Regions from separate parts of the Homo sapiens genome. Here region 1 is linked to region 2. A link is a loop called in an ENCODE intact Hi-C map of the cell type or tissue named here. Cell type or tissue: uterus. All regions are shown on one strand. Links, peaks and the distances in the headings refer to the core of each region. The heading gives the core; the rest is flanking DNA. Region 1 has its middle 38 kb from the start of LINC01659. Region 2 overlaps RAB36 (RAB36, member RAS oncogene family).

Region 1 (8,215 bases), core at 1-8,000, 230 kb before region 2:
GGCACTCCCCACTCACCATCCTACACAGGCCCCAAAGGTGTCACCTTCATCCAAATGGACCTCCTAGAGCCACCGCCCTCGCTGACCGTGCAGAGGTGGGTGCTGGGAGGTGCGGGTGGGCTTCCTGGCACAGGGCAGCTGTCCAGCCGTCTGCAGGGCCCCTCTTGGCTGGGCACTCATAGGTCATCCCAGGGGCCTGAGTTTTTCTCTGGGGACGGGACAGGGAGGATGCGCCTCACCCTGCATTGAAGGCTTTGGCTAGCCCGTGTGGCCCAGCTCTGAGGATGTCCTGGGCATGCTCTGGGGACAGGGTATGAGAATTTGTGTCCTGATCCCAATGACTTGTTCTTCCAGAGCTGGCACAGACCCAGCACGTAGGAGGCCATGGGGCTTTCTCTTTGGGGTCAGTATCATGTGGCAGCCTGGGCCTCCTTTAGGCTGTGGCTCTGGCATCCTGGGTCACAGTGGCCCTGTCTACCCGGTGCTCTCCCTGGGCCTGCTTTGCTGCATCTCTAGGAGGCTGGGGCTGAGGACATTACCTCGCAGCAGAATGTGCCTCCCTGGGTGGCCGGGCCCTGGCCCTCCCTGTGGGACATAGTTCTGGGAAGCAGGGGCTTCCCTGCTCGTAGTGGGGAAACTGAGGACTGGAGAAAGCAGGCTGGCTCCAGGCACCCAGCAGGTTGGTAACTGAGAGAGCGGGGTCAGCTGGCTTGTAGGCCCAGGCCCAGGTAGGAGAGCTGCACACCTGCTGGGGCCAGGACCCACGCCACGGACGCATGGTGTCCTCACGGCATCTGTCGTCTGTCACCCCGTCTGGGCCTGGAAACCTCAAGCACAGGCTCAGCTGTTTCCTGTCGTCAGATGCGGCCCCAGGGGGAGAGCCCAGCCCCGCCCAGCCCAGCCCAGGCCACTTGGCCACAAAGGGGCTGAGGGCACAGCAGTCCAGCCCTGAGGAGGCCTCCCCTACCCCACAGGGTAGGAGTCTGTTCAGCTTTTGTGGAGTTGGGGAGGAGGCTGCCACTGGGAGTGATGAGTGGGGAGCCCGAGACCTAGAAGTGGGCAGCATTGCAGCCAGGCAGGGATCGCAGCCCGGGGACAAAGGGCTCTCACCTTGAGAAGGTTTAAGCAGCAAGGATAGAGCTGCTGTTGGTCAGCGCTGGTGGGCAGGAGGGCAGCCCCTCGTTTTCCTGAGAGAGAGCAGGAATGAGGCCAGGCAGAGTGGCCGGGCTCCCAGTGCAGAGCAGGGCAGGGGCTCCATTCAGTGCCCACCTGACTGCCCCATGCTCTCTGTGGCCAGTGCTGCCTAGGGACCCAGGGACTTGGGAGGGTGGTGGCAGTTCTGACAACATCTGTCCTGTGATGGCACAGCCGCTCCCCAGGCAGGCTCTGCATCTCCCTCCTACTTTCTGGGTGAACCCTCCGAGCCTAGAGGGCAGGGACTGCCCAGGGCCCCACGACATGGCTACACCAGTCCACGTCTGTGTCGTCTCTGTCCTGTTGCCTCCTCCGTCCTCTGTCCCCGTGTTCGTGTGTTCACCGTGTGCATGCGTGTATGTGCTTGTTTTGATGCAGGGACCACCCTCAGCTGAAGACTCCCCCAGGTAAGCTTAATGGGCAGTCTCTGGGCCTGGCCCGGCTGGGACCTGCCACAGGCCCCCCAGGGCCCTCTGCCAGATCTATGTGGCACACGCTGGTTAAGAAGGTGTCTGGCGTGGGTGGGACCATGTACGAGATCCTGGTGTGAGGACTGACCACCACCCATCCGCCGTGGTGCCACGGGGACCAGGACCCCGCAGCACACCCCCGTTCCCCATCAACTTCTCTGCCCCAGGGACCCAAGGCCACCCCAGCCTGGTGTGGACCCATCGGCGGGAGAGAGTGCCACGCCTCCACAGCTTGCCGCAAGCGCTCTGCCTGCCTGTCCACTCATCTGCCCGTCCACTCATCTGCCCATGGGGAAGTTGGCTCACTGGGCCAAGGGCCACTGGGCTGGTCTGTGTCTGGGCCCATCCCATGGCTGGGGCAGTGAGGGGGCCCAGTCAGTCTCTTTGGGGCACGCTCTCTCAGCCAGGCTTGGCTCACTCCCATCACCCATGCACCCCAGGTCATTGCCAGGCCAGCCCCCAACGGTCCCCTTACGGATGGGTCCCAGAGATCGACAGAGGCACCCAGGGCCCCCGCCGTCCTTCCGACACAGCCTGTGGGTTCCCAGACCGAGTGTCCCCAGCCAGGCTACTCCTAACACGTTGCCTTTCATGGACCCCGCTGGAAGCTCGTAGCTTGGCAAGGCCAATGATGCTTCTGCTCTGATCTGCTCTGGGTAGTGGTGGATGGGTGGACAGATGGCCAGCCATGTGTCAGTGTTCCGGCCGCCGCCGTCCCTTTCACCAAAGCCTGAACCTTTTTTTATGCTCTTATGGGAGGCAACGGGGCAGGCGGGAGCAGGCACGGGGGTGATGCTGCCACGGGGCCTGTGACACCCAGAGCCTCCTCCCCAGCCCTCAGGCCCTCCCTGCCAAACTGGAGAACCCTGCCCCAAGGCATGCCACGTCCCCAGCCCCGGCCTGGCTGCGGTGCTCACGCCGTGGCAAAGCACACTGGGGAGGGGTCAGTGCTTCCCTTGGTGTCAGGGACCTGAGAGTAAGCACACAACAGCGTCCGCTTGCGTTGTTTCTGTTTTATGTTTTTATATCTACATCTATATATCTATAATTTTATTTTAAAAAAGTTATTTTGATTCTTTCCTCAGGCAAGGCCAGGGCTGTTGCTGCAGAACCCCCAGAGTTAGGGGAGGGCAGGGGCCAGGCCTCAGAAGAGGGGGTGGCTGCTGTCTGGTGTGCAGGGATCGGTGGGTTCCTTGGGGGCATTTCTGTGGACTTGGGCTGAGTCAGAGGCTTGGGAGGAGGGGGTGGCCGATGGTCTGTGGCTGGGAAGTGTGAGGGTCTCTCGCCTTGGGTCTGCATCAGTTCTGGCAGTGACAGGGTGTTTGGGGGAAAGACTTGGGTCTGCCACTACCCACAGGGGAATCCCAGGAACCCAAGAGCTTGGGGAGATGAAATAGGGGTGCATAGGGGCCACCTGCTGGCACAGGGCCCTGTAGGGGCTGCTGAACCTGCTGGAACTCTCCTGCCTGCCAAATGCCAGGGGCAGCGCTGAGGGAGTGTGAGGGGTGCACAGCTGTTCGGGGCTGAGACATCCTGGGCTGAGGCTATCTCAGTGCGGGAAGGGTGTGAGCTCTAGGGCCCTGAAGCTGGTGCCGTGTTGACCAACTTTCTGCTTCTCTCTCACGGATGCCACAGCCCACAGGGGGTGGATTGGCACCTGCACCTGTGGATGGGGGCAGTGTGGCCAGCCTTGGGTGCCTCCTGGGCTGCTCCTGTGCCACCTTGGCCACCCAGAGGACCACCCACCACTGCGGGCCCCCTGGAGCCTGGTCGCCAGGGCACCCCCATGCGGGGCCATGTGCTGCCTGCCCTTGGCTGCCTCCAGTCTTTTCCCCAGCCTTTCCGGGCCCTAGCAGGATGACAAGTAGGCGGGTCTGGGACAGCCCAGCTGGGGACCCAGGAGGTCAGACTGCCATGGACCCTGGGGCAGGGCTGGGGGTGGGCTGGGCTCTCTTCACCAGCCACAGCTTGACAGACTCCCAGCCTGCCAGCGCCTGAGACCCTGTGTCCACGTGACCTCAAGGAGTCCCCCACCTGCTGCAGGGGGTCCAGCACCCCACAGGGGGCAGCCCCAGAGCTGTGGGGACCAGCACAACCTTTGCCCGGCCTCCCTGCCCAACCAACCTCTTTAGACTAAGCCACTTCCTCCTCTGGGAGCCCAGGCCTCCGTGGAGTGGGCTGGGTGGGGGGGTCTCAGGTTGCCCCCAAAGGTTTCTGCACTCCTCCTTCCCTTCCCCTGACACATGAACAGATGACTTAACTTCCTGGAGCCGCTAGCCTGGTGAGCCATTGGCCCCTGCCTGCCACCAAGGTCCTGTGGTCATGGCCAGCTCTGCCTGGGCCCCGCTGGGGTTGCCTGCTCCCAAAGATGATGCCGCTGGGAGCTCAGAGGGCCCAAGGCCCAAGTCCTGTGTCCTCCAGCAGTGGTACAGCCTATGGCAGCGTGGCATCCCGGCCAGCCCTTCAGCACAGGGTCCCTGTCCCTGGTTTACCTTGGGCTGCGGCTCTATTTCTCCCATTTTGGGATGAGAAAGCCACAAAACCATTCTCTATTGTTCTTAAGGGTATCCCTGCTAATTAATTCCCCAGATAGAATTTTTGGTGTTGATCTCCACAGTTCTGTCTACCAGTGTGGCCCCCTGGACCGGACAGGGCCCTGGGTTGGGGAGGTGACAGGACCTGGGCAGGGAGGGTGGTGGCCAGGAAGGGAGGGGAGTTGCATGAGGGGCATGAGGTCAGTGGATCAGCAGGTTCAGTGCTGAAAACCTGACCTCTGAGGTCCCTGGGAGGGCCTGGCCCAGGGGGCAAGACCTGAGGACTCCCCAGTCCTTACTGCTGTTGCCTTTCAGTGGAGACCCTCCTAAGACGCCTTGGGTCAGAGCCCCGTGCAGAGGGGCTGCCTTCTGGAGGGCAGGTGGGATGTGGGGTGGGAAGCCGGCCCTGAGCTGGGGTCTCCACCCTGAGGGACCCTCGCTGCCGGATCGCCCCGGCGTCCCTTCCCCAATTTCCACAGAGACGTGCTCACCGGCTACATATGTCATGATTCTATGTCCAACCACAGGCCCAACCCTCAGGACAGACCCCGCCACCCCCCTTCTCTGCAGCTCCTGGCAGGGACGGTGCACAGTGGTGCCGTGTGCAGGGGGCCAGCGCAGCCACTGGGCATCTGGGGCAGCGCTGGTCGCCTGGCCACCTCCTTGCTGGGGCCGCTGGGCCTCCGGCCTAGAAGGACAGGAAGCCATCCACCTCAAGGCGCAGGAAGGGGTCCAGCAGGGCCCGGAGCTTCCAGATGGTGGCACGGCTCAGCAGGGGCGGCACCAGCCCCTCGAAGGGCCTGGGGTTCACCATGTACACGTAGGCGACCAGCAGGGTGCCCAGCAGCAGCCTCAGGATCAGCAGCCTACGGGCGGTGGCAGTCAGGGCCAGGGGCACGCAGGGGGCCTGGGGGCTGGGCTCTGCCACACAGTCACCTACCAGAGCTGGCCTGCCAGGCCCTTGGAGCTTTCCAACTTTGGTCTCCCTTTCTGATGGGGAGGGGAGCCCACTCCGAGGGTCCAGGCTGAGGGCGGGGATCCCTGGCTTTGGGAAACCCTCCTCAGACAGGGCTCCCCGCACCGCAGCCCTGGCCCCTTCCTCCTGGACAGGCTCCTGCAGCCACTTTTCAGATGCCCCCCACCCTGGACCTGCTCTGCTGGAGCTCATTTCTCCCCCTTGCCCAAGCAGGGTGCTGGGTGGGGGGCTGGTCTCCAGACCCAGAGTGGGGCGTGGGGGGCTCACTGCCATGCTCGCCATCTGCGGCTCCTTCTTGGCCTGAGTGTGGCACTGGGCCCGCTCCCTGCAGAGGCCTCACTGTCAAGACCCCACGCCCTCCACCCCCCAGCCTGGCACCCACCCCCGGCTCAGTGCTATGGAGGTAGGTGGGGAGGGTCAAGGATGTATCTGCCTTGTCCTGACCAGAACCCCTTCCGAGACCCTGCTCAGCTGGCCCAGCCCCTGCCCCTGTGTTACCTGAGAATCTCCAGCTGGATGTCCTCCATCTGGTCCAGCACGCCCCAGATGTCCTTCTTGAGGTTCTGGGGGCCAGAGGAGGTAAGCACATGAGGCCCCTGGCCCTGCCCTCCCCGGCCTCTTGCCCGCCGGGCCCCATCCTTCTGGGTGCTGCCTTGTGGGGACCTACCAGGAGCCCGGTGGCCTGGTTGTTCAGGGCCACGTGCATCTCAGCCACGTTGTCCCACGCCTGGGAGAAGGTGGGGTCACGCCTGAGGAGCAGGACCCACGGGGTGGCCCCCAGCACCCCTCCCCCTCAGCCAGGCGGGCACCTCTGTGATGACCATCTTCTTCCTCTCAAAGCACAGGCGGATCTGCTGCAGCTCGTTGAGGGTGGGGCCCAGGGTGGGCTTGGGCAGCATCAGCAGGGTGGCCGGTACCTCCCCGCCGGGCCCACTAGCCTACTGCACGAAGACCTCCCTCCCTAATGAACCCCTCAGGCCCACCTGGAGTGCTGTACGAAGCTTCCTCCCCCCACAGCCCCTCCCCCAGGCCCACCAGGGACGGCTGCACGAAAGCCTCTTGCCCCTGGGACAGCTCCCGCCGCAGCAGCTGCAGAGGTGCCCTGTTCCCCAAGGGCTGCGTGCCAGCCGGGTCGGGGGGCTGTGGGAGAGCCCCCAGATCAGCCCCAAGGCTGTGGGCTAGTGGGGCATTGGCTGCATGGGGTCCCTGGGCCCTGTACTTACCCAGGCCAGAGCAGTGCAGCTTGAGTGTTCGGGACACAGGGGCAGGAACTGCTGCCCCGGCCCCAGGAGGGCCCCCAGCTGCTCCCGAAGGTCCTGGTTCTGTCTTTTCTGGGGTGGGGAGCAGAGAGAGGGGACTGCTTGTCATGGCCGCTCCTGGGGCTGGGGCTGGGGCTGGGGCAGGGGCGCCAGGTGATGGGTGGGTGCTCACCAGGCTGTGGTTCTCCTGCTCCAGGAAGGACTGTTCTGCAGAGCCCAGAGGCCCACACTGAAGCTGGGACAGGGCTGCCTTGGGCAAGGCCAGGGCCCCTCCCTCTGATGACAGGGGTGGGCATGGGCAGGGTCTGACCCCGGAGCCAGTGAATCCCCCCTGCCTGGGAGCCCCCTGGTTCGACCCTGGGTGCAGGGGCCAGCCCCACCCGAGCCCTGACTCCAGGTCTCCTTGTCTCAGCCCTTCAGGGTTTCTCGCTCTCTGCTCCTCGCTGGACAGAAAAGATCCTGGCAGCCTCGCCCTCCACCCTGGATCCCCTCCCCACTACCCCCTGCCCCTGGGACTGGGTAAGGTCTCTGGGACTGCACTGAGTGAGCAGAGGAGATGGGGCCCAGGCAGGGTCACACTACAAATCCCTGGCAGTGCTAGTCCAGGCATCCTCCATGGCTGCTGGAGGCTGCGGCTGGGGGACACTGGGGTTGGGCGTGGCCGCAGGGGCCCAGGGTTTTCAGCCCCTCCATCCTTCCCTGCAACCCCTTCCTGACCCCAGGTCCAGGCTCTGGCCTGGCCCGACCTGCTGCCCTCTTATTGAGGGCTCTGGGTGACCCACTGGCTCCCAGTCACAAAGGCCTGGGTGCAGCCAGGGAGGTCACAGTGGGCCCCTTCCACCTGGTCCTGAAGCTGCCCCGCCTGATGACCTCACTGCCTCTGACCCACCAAGAGTTTTTTTTCTTTCTTTCTTTTTATGGGAAAGGGCCTTGCTCTGTCACCCAGGCTGGAGTGCAGTGGCACAATGATGTCTCATTGCGGCCTCCAATCCCTGTGCTCAGGCAATCCTCCCATCTGAGCCTCCCAAGTAGCTAGGACTACAGATTTATGCAACCATGCCCGGCTAATTTTTAAATTTTTTGCAGAGATGGGGGGGTCTCCCTGTGTTGCCCAGCTGGTCTCAAACTCCTGGCCTCAAGCGATCTCTTGCCTCAGCCTCTGAAAGTGTTGGGATTACAGACGTGAGCCACTGCACCCAGCCTGGTTATTTTTCTTAAGATGTAAAACCGATAATACACACACAGTGTGGATTCAAAAAATACCAAACAATAAAAATGGCGCCCAAGCCTTTCCCACTTCTATCTCCTGTCCCTGCAGCCAGGAGCCGCCTCTTTAAGCTCCTCCTGGAGGTGGGCTGCCGTCCTCTGCCCCTCGTCCCCACGGAAGAGGTCATTCTGTAGCCCAGCTTTTATTTTCGCCTAATGTATCTCTGAGGTTTTAAAACATTCTTTTCTAGCTATCTATTGAACATTTACTTTATGCCAGATCCAGTACATGCCATTGTTATCCTCTGTTTACAGGTGGGGAAGCTGAGGCAGGAAGCCCTTTAGTCACTTGCCGAAGGCCACGCTGTTACCCATGGGACCGGTTTTGGGCGGCCGAAGAGCACTCATGGGGCCGGATTCACGCCCCAGGCCCGTTCCCTCCTGCTCTCTGGTGCTCCTCACGCCATTGGCCCCACTGCCTCTCACTGCCCGTGAGTCCCTGTGCCCGTGTCCTCCTTCTTGAACCCCTCAGCCCTCAGTTAACCCTCAGAAAGCTGGCTCGGAGAAGTCCTTGTG
Region 2 (8,381 bases), core at 123-8,122:
TAGACACTGGCTGGTGGCCCTGAATACTGAGGGGGTGCCTGGACAAAGGGGAGGAGGCCAGGAAGGGTCTGTGCTGCCTGGAAGGAGCATGTGACAGTCATACGTCCTGGCTGCTCATCAGTTTCCTTCAGGGGAAGGCTGACATATGGGAGATGACATTGGTAGGCCACAGCAGATGGCAGAGGAGCCTGGGAACTGCTGGGAGGGCATCGCATCTCACACAGTGCCTGAAGCGGCAGGTGTCTGTGTGTGTGTGTGGCGGGGAGCGGTGCCCAGGGTCCACCCAGTCTCCAGGAGCCGCTTCTCCCTCAGGAGAGGAGGGGTCCCTCTCTGTGCTGTGAGTTTCTTCCTCTGAAACCCCCCACATGTCTTCTCTCATCCCTGTCCTGGGCTCCCTTGGTTGCTGTGTCTCTCTGCAGTCCCCTCCAAGCCTGGGATTCCTTGGCTACCTGTCAGCATCCCCGGGGGCCCAGGACTTCAAGAGCTGGAGGGAGCTGCCTCCCAGTCTAGCCCTGCCTGTGTGGACCCAGGGCTTATGCCCCATGCCAAGCCTGGCTCACCTGTGAAAATGGGGTCGGGCTGGCATCTGCCGTGTGGGCTGCGGGAGGAGTGAATGGGAGAATGCAAAGGGCTGGGCCAGAAAGGGGGCTCCAGGAAAGCTGAATGCATGAACAAGTAAGAATTAGTGCAGCCTGGGCAACACAGACCCTATCTCTGTGAAATTAAAAAAAAAATTAAAAATTAGCTGGGCATGCTGGCTCATTCCTGTAGTCCCAACAACTTGGGAGGCTGGGGTGGGGGGATTGCTTGATGATGGAAAGTTGCACTGAGCTATGATCACGCCATTGCACTCCAGCCTGGGTAACAATGCGAGACCCCATCTCAAAAAAAATGAGAATTAGTCAATGAAGCCAGGTGCAGTAGTGCACCTGTAGTCCCAGCTGTTCAGAAGGCTGAGACAGGAGGATTGCTTGAGACCGGGAGTTTGAGGCCAGCCCAGGCAACACAGCGAGACCCTGGCTGTGTTGCCTTAAAAAAAAAAATAAATTAATTAAAAAAAGAGTTAATGAATGAGTGAACGTGTCAATTTAACCGATCCTCTGTCCATTTCAGTATTCAGTTACCTAGATTGTAGGTGACCTGAGTTCTCCTGGGTTAAGATGCCCTGCATCCCTCCAGAGAGTGAGGTTTGTCTGACAGTGGTCCATCCCATCCCCCAGGCTGAAATGTGAGTCGAATGGATCCTGCTGGCCTCCTCTCCACTCCAGAGGCCTGCAGCAGGGCTGGGAGGAGGGGGAGGCAGGCAGGCACCCAGGGGACAGGGTTGAAAGATGCTGAGAGCAACTGCCTTGCTCCGGTCCCTGTGGAGCCTCTGTCAACCATGGCTGCTGGGCTGGGAAGGACAGAATCATAGACTCACATTGTGAGGGTGCAGGGAGCGGCAGTGAAGGGGAAGGCTCAGCTGGGGGACCCTGAGGAGGGCTGAGCTTGGTTGGGGCCATGCGAATAAACTCCTTTTGGGGTTCGACCCTGGGTGGCAGTGTGCTGGGGCAACTGACTGAGAGACATTGAGCCCCAGGGGTGAGGGCACCTGCAGCAGATTCCCACTGGGATTAGACTCCAAGTGGGGTTGGCAGCAGAGGCAGGGGAGGGACCAGGAGTTCAGAGGAGGAGGAGGTGCTCAGGTGTGTCCCATCTCTTCAGCTGTCTGCACCTCAGTCTCCCCACCTGTCAGGCGGGGACAGGGCGGGGGTGGTAGTGAGCCCACAGCATTGCTGTGGTTAAACGAGCTTCCAGAGCACCTCACTGCATACGGGGCTGGCACAAAGAGCGTGCTCCATAAATGTGGCCTCTTGCTACTCCCCCAGGAGGCACCCCACTCCTGGATGACTTCTGCTTTGGGGAACAGTGGGTCAGAATTTCCACTGCAAGTGGGTTCCAGTGGGTGGTGGGTGGTGGTGCCTGCTGGGGTCAGGGGTGACCTGGGCTCTGGCCTCGCCCTCTTGGGATCCAAGGTGTAGAGCACCAGTTAACAACATCGTGTGAGGCTGCACTGTGAGACTAGCCGTGCACTCATTCCAAGGCTTACTTAGTAGGCTGGTGCTGGGGATGCAGCAGTGAACAAGGCAGACCACCAAGGCCACCAGGACGGTAAGGGAATTGTAAAGAGACCAGGATAGGGATCAAGGGCAACCTGACCCAGCTGGAGAGGCTAAAGCAGGCTTTCTTGAGGAAGCACCTCTATGCTGAGTTCATTGGCAAAGGTCAGGGTAAGGAGCTGTTGCTTAGGGAGAAAGCCCTTGCTTTGCCTCAGGACAAAAAAGGAGCAGACATTGGGACACAGCCCTTCATCTTACTCTCTCCCTTAGTTCCCTATATTGCACCCCACCCCCCCATATTGGCCCCCAATGCATCAGACCTCCAGTTCTTCACACCCTTATGAAATCCCCTCCCACACTGACTCTGGACTTTGGACATTTGGCCAAAATGCCCCATTTTGGCCAAATATAGCAAGTGTGATGTAAACAGAGGCTTGATAAGCACTTACACATTGGGGCTTGTCTCTGGAAACACTCCTTTTTTTTTTTTTTTTTTTTTTTTTTTTTTAAAAGACAGAGTCTCACTCCGTCACCCAGGCTGGAATGCAGTGGCAAGATCTCGGCTCACTGCAACTTCCACCTCCCAGGTTCAAGTGATTCTCCTGCCTCAGCCTCCCAAGTAGCTGGGACTACAGGTGCGTGCCACCATGCCTGGCTAATTTTTTGTATTTTTAGTAGAGACAGGGTTTCACCATGTTAGCCAGGATGGTCTCTATCTCCTGACCTCGTGATCCGCCCGCCTTGGCCTCCCAAAGTGCTGGGATTACAGGCATGAGCCACTGTGCCCAGCCTGGAAACAGTCCTTTTTAGAAACCAGCCACCACACTGTGAGGAAGCCCAAGCTGCCATGTGGCAAGGCCCTGCCAAGCATTCAGGTAGAGCCACACCACCTGCCACTCATATGAGGGAGGCCATTTTGGACTCTGGGAGAGTCATCCTAGTGGCCCAGCTACCAAGCAGGGAGCGGAAGAATAGCTGGTCAAATCATAGAATCATGAGAAATAATACATGCTTGTTGCTTTAAGCAATGAAGTTTTGGAGTGATTTGTTACATAGTACTAAATAGCACAAACATTTTTCTGCCCGAAGTCCAATTCTTTCCTGTGCCCAGAGCCTCTCTAGCTGGCATGAAGTGTCCTTCCCGAGACCTGTTCAGTTCTGCCCTGAAACTTTCTGTGGCTGGCTCCTACCAAGCTCTTCCCAAGATCAGAACATATCCTCCAGCCCCAAACCGCCTTCACTGGCTGATGCCCTGTGAGGGTCTCTGGGTCAGACAGGACTGGGGTTTGCAAGTGAGGGATGAGGCACAACTGTCCCTGGCCACCAAGGAGAGCCAAGCACAGGATTGTTCCCCAGGCAGGTGTAAGTTTCGTGTGGTGGCATCTGGGTCAGAGTGCAATCTGTCTGCTGGGAACATGGTCTTGTTTGAGCAACCTTCTTGCTTCCCTGCCTTCTTTACACATCTATTGAGCACCTACTGTGGGCCCTTCCTCCCAGAGGTGCTAGGGGAGACAGTAGAGGTGATGAGGTCACTGTCCTGGCTCTTGGGGTTCCACAGATGGGTGGGGGAGAAAGCCCAGATGTGACCAATCACACTCAAGGTATCAAGTGCTGCGAGAGCTGTGGGGGTGTCCACAGAGGCCTCTCTGGGAGTAGGGGTGTCCCAGCCGTTGGGCACAGAAGAGGGGTCTGGCATCTGCAGACTGCATTGTGACCAGGGATGAAACTGGAGCACAGGGGCCTGTGGGGGTGGGGTGGGCTGGGTGGTGAGGAGCCTCGAAAGCCAGAGCGAGAGCACCCTGGGACCTAGCCCTGGGGAGCCAGGAAGTGACAGGAGAGGACCTGCTTCAGGTACGTGTCTCCAGCAGAAGAGACAGGTGAACGGAAGGACACACAGATGGACAGAGAGCAGGAAAGGGTCCAGGGAAACAGGGAAGAGGAAAAAGGCGTTTCGGCAGCACTTGGACGCGGTCACTGTGGTCATTGCCGCACCTTGGCTGCAGGGGGCTGCTTGCCTGGGCCCACAAGACCAGACCAACAGAAAGTGCCTCTGCCCAGGAAACTTACTGCCCGATGCTGGGAAAGAAGGAAATGTCTTCATTAAATCATCAAAGTGAGGGTGCGCAAACCACCCTGAAGCAATTCTGACCGAGAAGATGCTGCATCAACTTGGGGTGGGGGGACAACTGAGCCCCTTGCGTTTCCGTGGCGACCTTACTCTTCTGTCCTCCCAGGCCAAATATCAAAGTTCGAGAGGCCACAACTATGTCAGTCAGGGTGTGTGGGAATCAGCTGGCACATTGCAGGAGGTAATATGAGGACGATTTAATCAAGGACCATTTACAGAGGTGGGGGTGTACGTGAGGCAGTACAGCTCTAGCTCAGAAGCTGGTAACAGCTGGACACCACACCCACCCCCGCAAACATATCCTGGAGGCCCGAAGGGGCAAGGGAAGGGAGCTGTGGAGAACGACAGTCCACCATGGGCAGGTTCTCCCGTCCTGTGAAGCTTATGCCCAGCAAACCTGGTCTTCCTAATGGACCCCAATGCTGTCTGCCCGACCACAGGCTGCATTTAGTGGACCAGGCTGGGGGCCGCAGTCGGGAGAAGGGCCTTCCTGAGTACGCAAAGCTATAACTACAAGAATGGCCACTGCAGCACCATTGGCAAGAGCTAAAAGCTGGACACAAGCCGGATGGCCCGCGGATGGGGAGGGTCAAATGAACTACAATCCATCCACATGAAAACTGGGCGCTGCTACAGGAAGGAGGCTCCTTGTGTGCCATCAGGGAGAGGCCTTGGCGCCAGCTCCCTAGGAAGGCAGGCTGCCAGGCAGTATGTCCAGAAGGAGCTCACTCTGGTGAAAACAACAAACAAGCCATCAACACTAGCTGTGCAGGCAAAGGCACAGAGTCCAGAAGGAATAGTCCTGACTGTTAGCAGAGCTAACAGTCTTTCCTGCTCTCTGTCCATCTGTGTGTCCTTCCATTCATCCATCTCTTCTGCTGGAGACACTTCAGGGGCGCAGCTAATGTGGCGGGGGGGGGGCTTTCACCTTGTATTTTATATGCTTTGTACTGTCTTTGTTCACACTAAACATACAACCCCTTTAAAAGTCATTTATGGAGGCCGGACGCGGTGGCTCAGGCCTGTAATCCCAGCACTTTGGGAGGCCGAGGCGGGCAGATCACGAGGTCAGATCATCGAGACCATCCTGGCTAACACGGTGAAACCTCTCTCTACTAAAAATATAAAAAATTAGCCCGGCATGGTCACACGTGCCTGTAGTCCCAGCTACTCGGGAGGCTGAGGCAGGAGAATGGCATGAACCCGGAAGGGGAAGCTTGCAGTGAGCCAAGATCGTGCCATTGCACGCCAGCCTGGGTGACAGAGACTCCATCCCGCCGCCCAAAAGAAAACATAAAAATGAATAAAATCATTTATGGCCGGGCATGGTGGCTCACCCTTGTAATCCCAGCACTTCGGGAGGCCGAGGTGGGCAGGTCACCTGAGATCAGGAGTCCGAGAGCAGCCTGACCAACATGGAGAAACCCCATCTCTACTAAAAATACAAAATTAGCCAGGCATGGTGGTGCATGCCTGTAATCCCAGCTACTTGGGAGGCTGAGGCAGGAGAATCGCTTCAACCTGGGAGGCAGAGGTTGCACTGAGCCGAGATTACGCCATTGCACTCCAGCCTGGGCAACAAGGGTGAAACTCCATCTCAAAAAAAAAAAAAAGTCATTTATATAAAAAACTACAAAAAATATGTTGAAGGGGGAATGAATAGAAAAAGATGCCAGTGTTCTTCCCTAACTGGTATTTGGCAATCGCTGAGCTGAACATTTACAGGGCAGCTGCAGTGTGCCAGGCCCTAGGAGAGCAGTACTGATCAGAAGGCTGCCTGCAAGGTGCTCGCCATCTACGGGAAGCAACAGCACGAGACGGGTGGGATGAGTGGGCATAGCCAGGTGACAGGGGCCTGGGGCTGTGGGGCTGGTTCATAGCAGTGAGAAAACCCTGTGGATGAGCATACTGGGCAGAGAGGCTGGGGAATGTGTGGGGTATTTCTGTCTGCTCTGCATGTGCAGGAGGCGGTGTTGGAGACAGGAACATGCTAGACTTGGCAGGGCCTCTGAAGTCCTCTAAAGGTGCATGGACACCATTACAAAGGTCCTAAGAGATGTATAGGCCAATGAGAGAGGGATGGAGAGGCAGCAGTGGGCACAGGCCCAGCATGAGTGCCAGAGGAGGGCAGTGCCATGTTCAAGGGCTGCAGAGTGAGTTACCCTAGGACAGCTGTGCAGTCTGCCTCCCGCAGCACACAGGTAAATGCACTGTCCAGGTGGGCCAGAAAGGCCTGAGTGGTTGTTCTGCACATCCTGGCCCACGGACCAGGAGGGCAGGACCTAGGGATCTCAGAGGTGCCAGAGATAGCCCTTCAGCCAGAACAGGTCTAAGAGACATTTTGTCCATTGTCCTCCAGAGGTGCTGGTCTGCCCAGGAACCTTGAGCATCCGTGGCAGAAGGACAGTGAGGCCTGAAGCTCTGAGACCCAGAACCATAAGTCCTGCTGACAACAGAAAACTCCCAGGGGGAATGGCAGGTGGCCTCTCCTTCAGGTGCTGACTTTGACAAGTCCAGGTTGCCTGGAACACTGTGACGGATCCTGGGGACACATCCAAGATCGCTGGGAAAGAGTGCAGGGTTGACTGCTGATGTGGGCCATGGCCGAGTAGTATAGACCGACGCAGGAGTTTGCAGTTCTGAGGCCTCTTGAGGCCAAAGGTGACTGTCTGATGACCCTGCAAATGGACTGGCCTTTTATGGGATCACCACAGTGCCTGCACTGGCCCGGTGGTGTGGGGCTCCCAGGCAGCCAGTGGGGGCCTTTTCTAGTGCCCAACCTGCAACGGACAAGTGACTGTGCCCTGGAGCTGAGCCCGGTGGGTGGGTGGAGGGACTGGAACATGGGCCTACAGCTTGAGGGCGACACGCTGCAGAGCTTGGGCTCCAGTCTCCACACCACAGTCACGGAAATTCCTGTCCGTGTGTGTGCAGGGAGCGGAGGCCTTCCACGCAGGCCCCAGTTAGCAGCAGCCCAGGCTGGAGGGCCTCTTGCTCTCCTGGGTCTCGGGCGGACTCCCTTCCATTTCTGTAAGGAGGGGAGAAGTAATTTAGCATCAACCAGGAATCCTGTAGCTGACACTGGGCAGGGGATGCCGGCCCTGACAGTCAGAGCTGTGAGCTGAAGCTTCTGGGCCTGCTGTTCAAGGCCTGAATGGCCTGACACAAGCCAAGAGAGGGCCTTCCAGGCACTGGAACAGAGAGGGCAAAGGTGCAGACTGGGAGAGCCGGGGCCAGGACACATCTGCAGAGCCTGGGACGCCCAGCCTGGGCTATGAGGACCTCATGGATGCCCATGAGGTCCATGTGTCAGGAGAACAGGGAGGGCTAGGGAGGGTGTCTGACCTGGCAGGTGGAATCAGAGGGGCTACAGGCCTGAGGCTGCAGTGACACCCTGAGAGGAGGGTCAAAGGACAGGAGAGGGCCACAAGTTCAGGAAATGGCAAGGCCTCAGGTGACGAGGATGGCGCATGTGGATTTTAGGCCTCCAGCCTACTCCCCAGCCCAACCCAGTCACACCTATACTCACGGATTAGGTCTCCATTGCCGACCTGGAGCCGGGCACTGCTCTGCCTCTCCAGGTCCTGCAGCACCGACTGCTCGAATGCCAGGGCGGCTACGCGGCTGAAGAATGCCTTCACGTTCTCGCCTGTGGGCCCACAAGACAGCCGGGACCTCATCAGTGTTTCTCCTTGCCCCTTAATGCATCTGGGTGTGAAAGCCAGGCTAGCCTACCCTCAGGTTGGCACGTAGCCCTTTCTAGAGCACCCTGACAGTAACAATGACCCCAGGAGGGCACAGCCCCACCCACTCACACAGGCAGCACAGTGCCAGGGGCAGGGTCCACTGGCCTGGCCTCCCACCTGGCTCCAGCCTCCCAACTCCCACCCCACTGCCTGCTTGGGCCACTCCCTCAAACTTCTGAGCCTTTGCTTCCCAGCATCTACTCTTCCAATCAGATGCTACTATGGCCCAAGTGTTGGAAGATGTGGAACTCAGGACAGATATGTGCCTGCCCTCCTGTCACTTTCCATACCTGTCCGGTGGGGCTGTGAGGATTGATTTGCTGTCAGCCCCCACATGGAGCCTTTATGCATCCTCCTCCAGGTAGAGGTGGCTGCCCATCAGAGAGCGGGCTGGTTTCCAGCCCTTAA

Evidence for each region. Peaks named below come from ENCODE experiments on the same cell type or tissue, not always from the same donor. Only the 100,000 strongest peaks of a DNase experiment are listed, where the experiment ranks them.
Region 1: a loop joins it to region 2, with 3 times the contacts of the local background. A loop is called at or near these places in 73 of 110 quality-filtered maps.

Annotation. Positions count from the first base shown.
Region 1 is chr22:23,391,464-23,399,678 of GRCh38, reverse strand. It overlaps the pseudogene ZDHHC8BP and the pseudogene CCDC188BP. Among named protein-coding and RNA genes, the nearest start is that of LINC01659, 38 kb to the left of the region's middle. RefSeq lists enhancers at 1-135, 225-779, 6,278-6,778. In uterus, for the core only: no CTCF peak of the experiment used is centred there; no DNase peak of the experiment used is centred there.
Region 2 is chr22:23,160,374-23,168,754 of GRCh38, reverse strand. RAB36 (RAB36, member RAS oncogene family) reads right to left here. Exons shown (of 11, transcript NM_004914.5): 10 at 7,757-7,876; 11 at 3,092-7,255. The coding sequence ends at 7,191. It also overlaps a transcript of RSPH14 not described here. Among named protein-coding and RNA genes, the nearest start is that of BCR, 16 kb to the left of the region's middle. RefSeq lists an enhancer at 1,600-2,101. In uterus, for the core only: no CTCF peak of the experiment used is centred there; a DNase peak (open chromatin) is centred at 4,890; H3K27ac peaks cover 777 bases.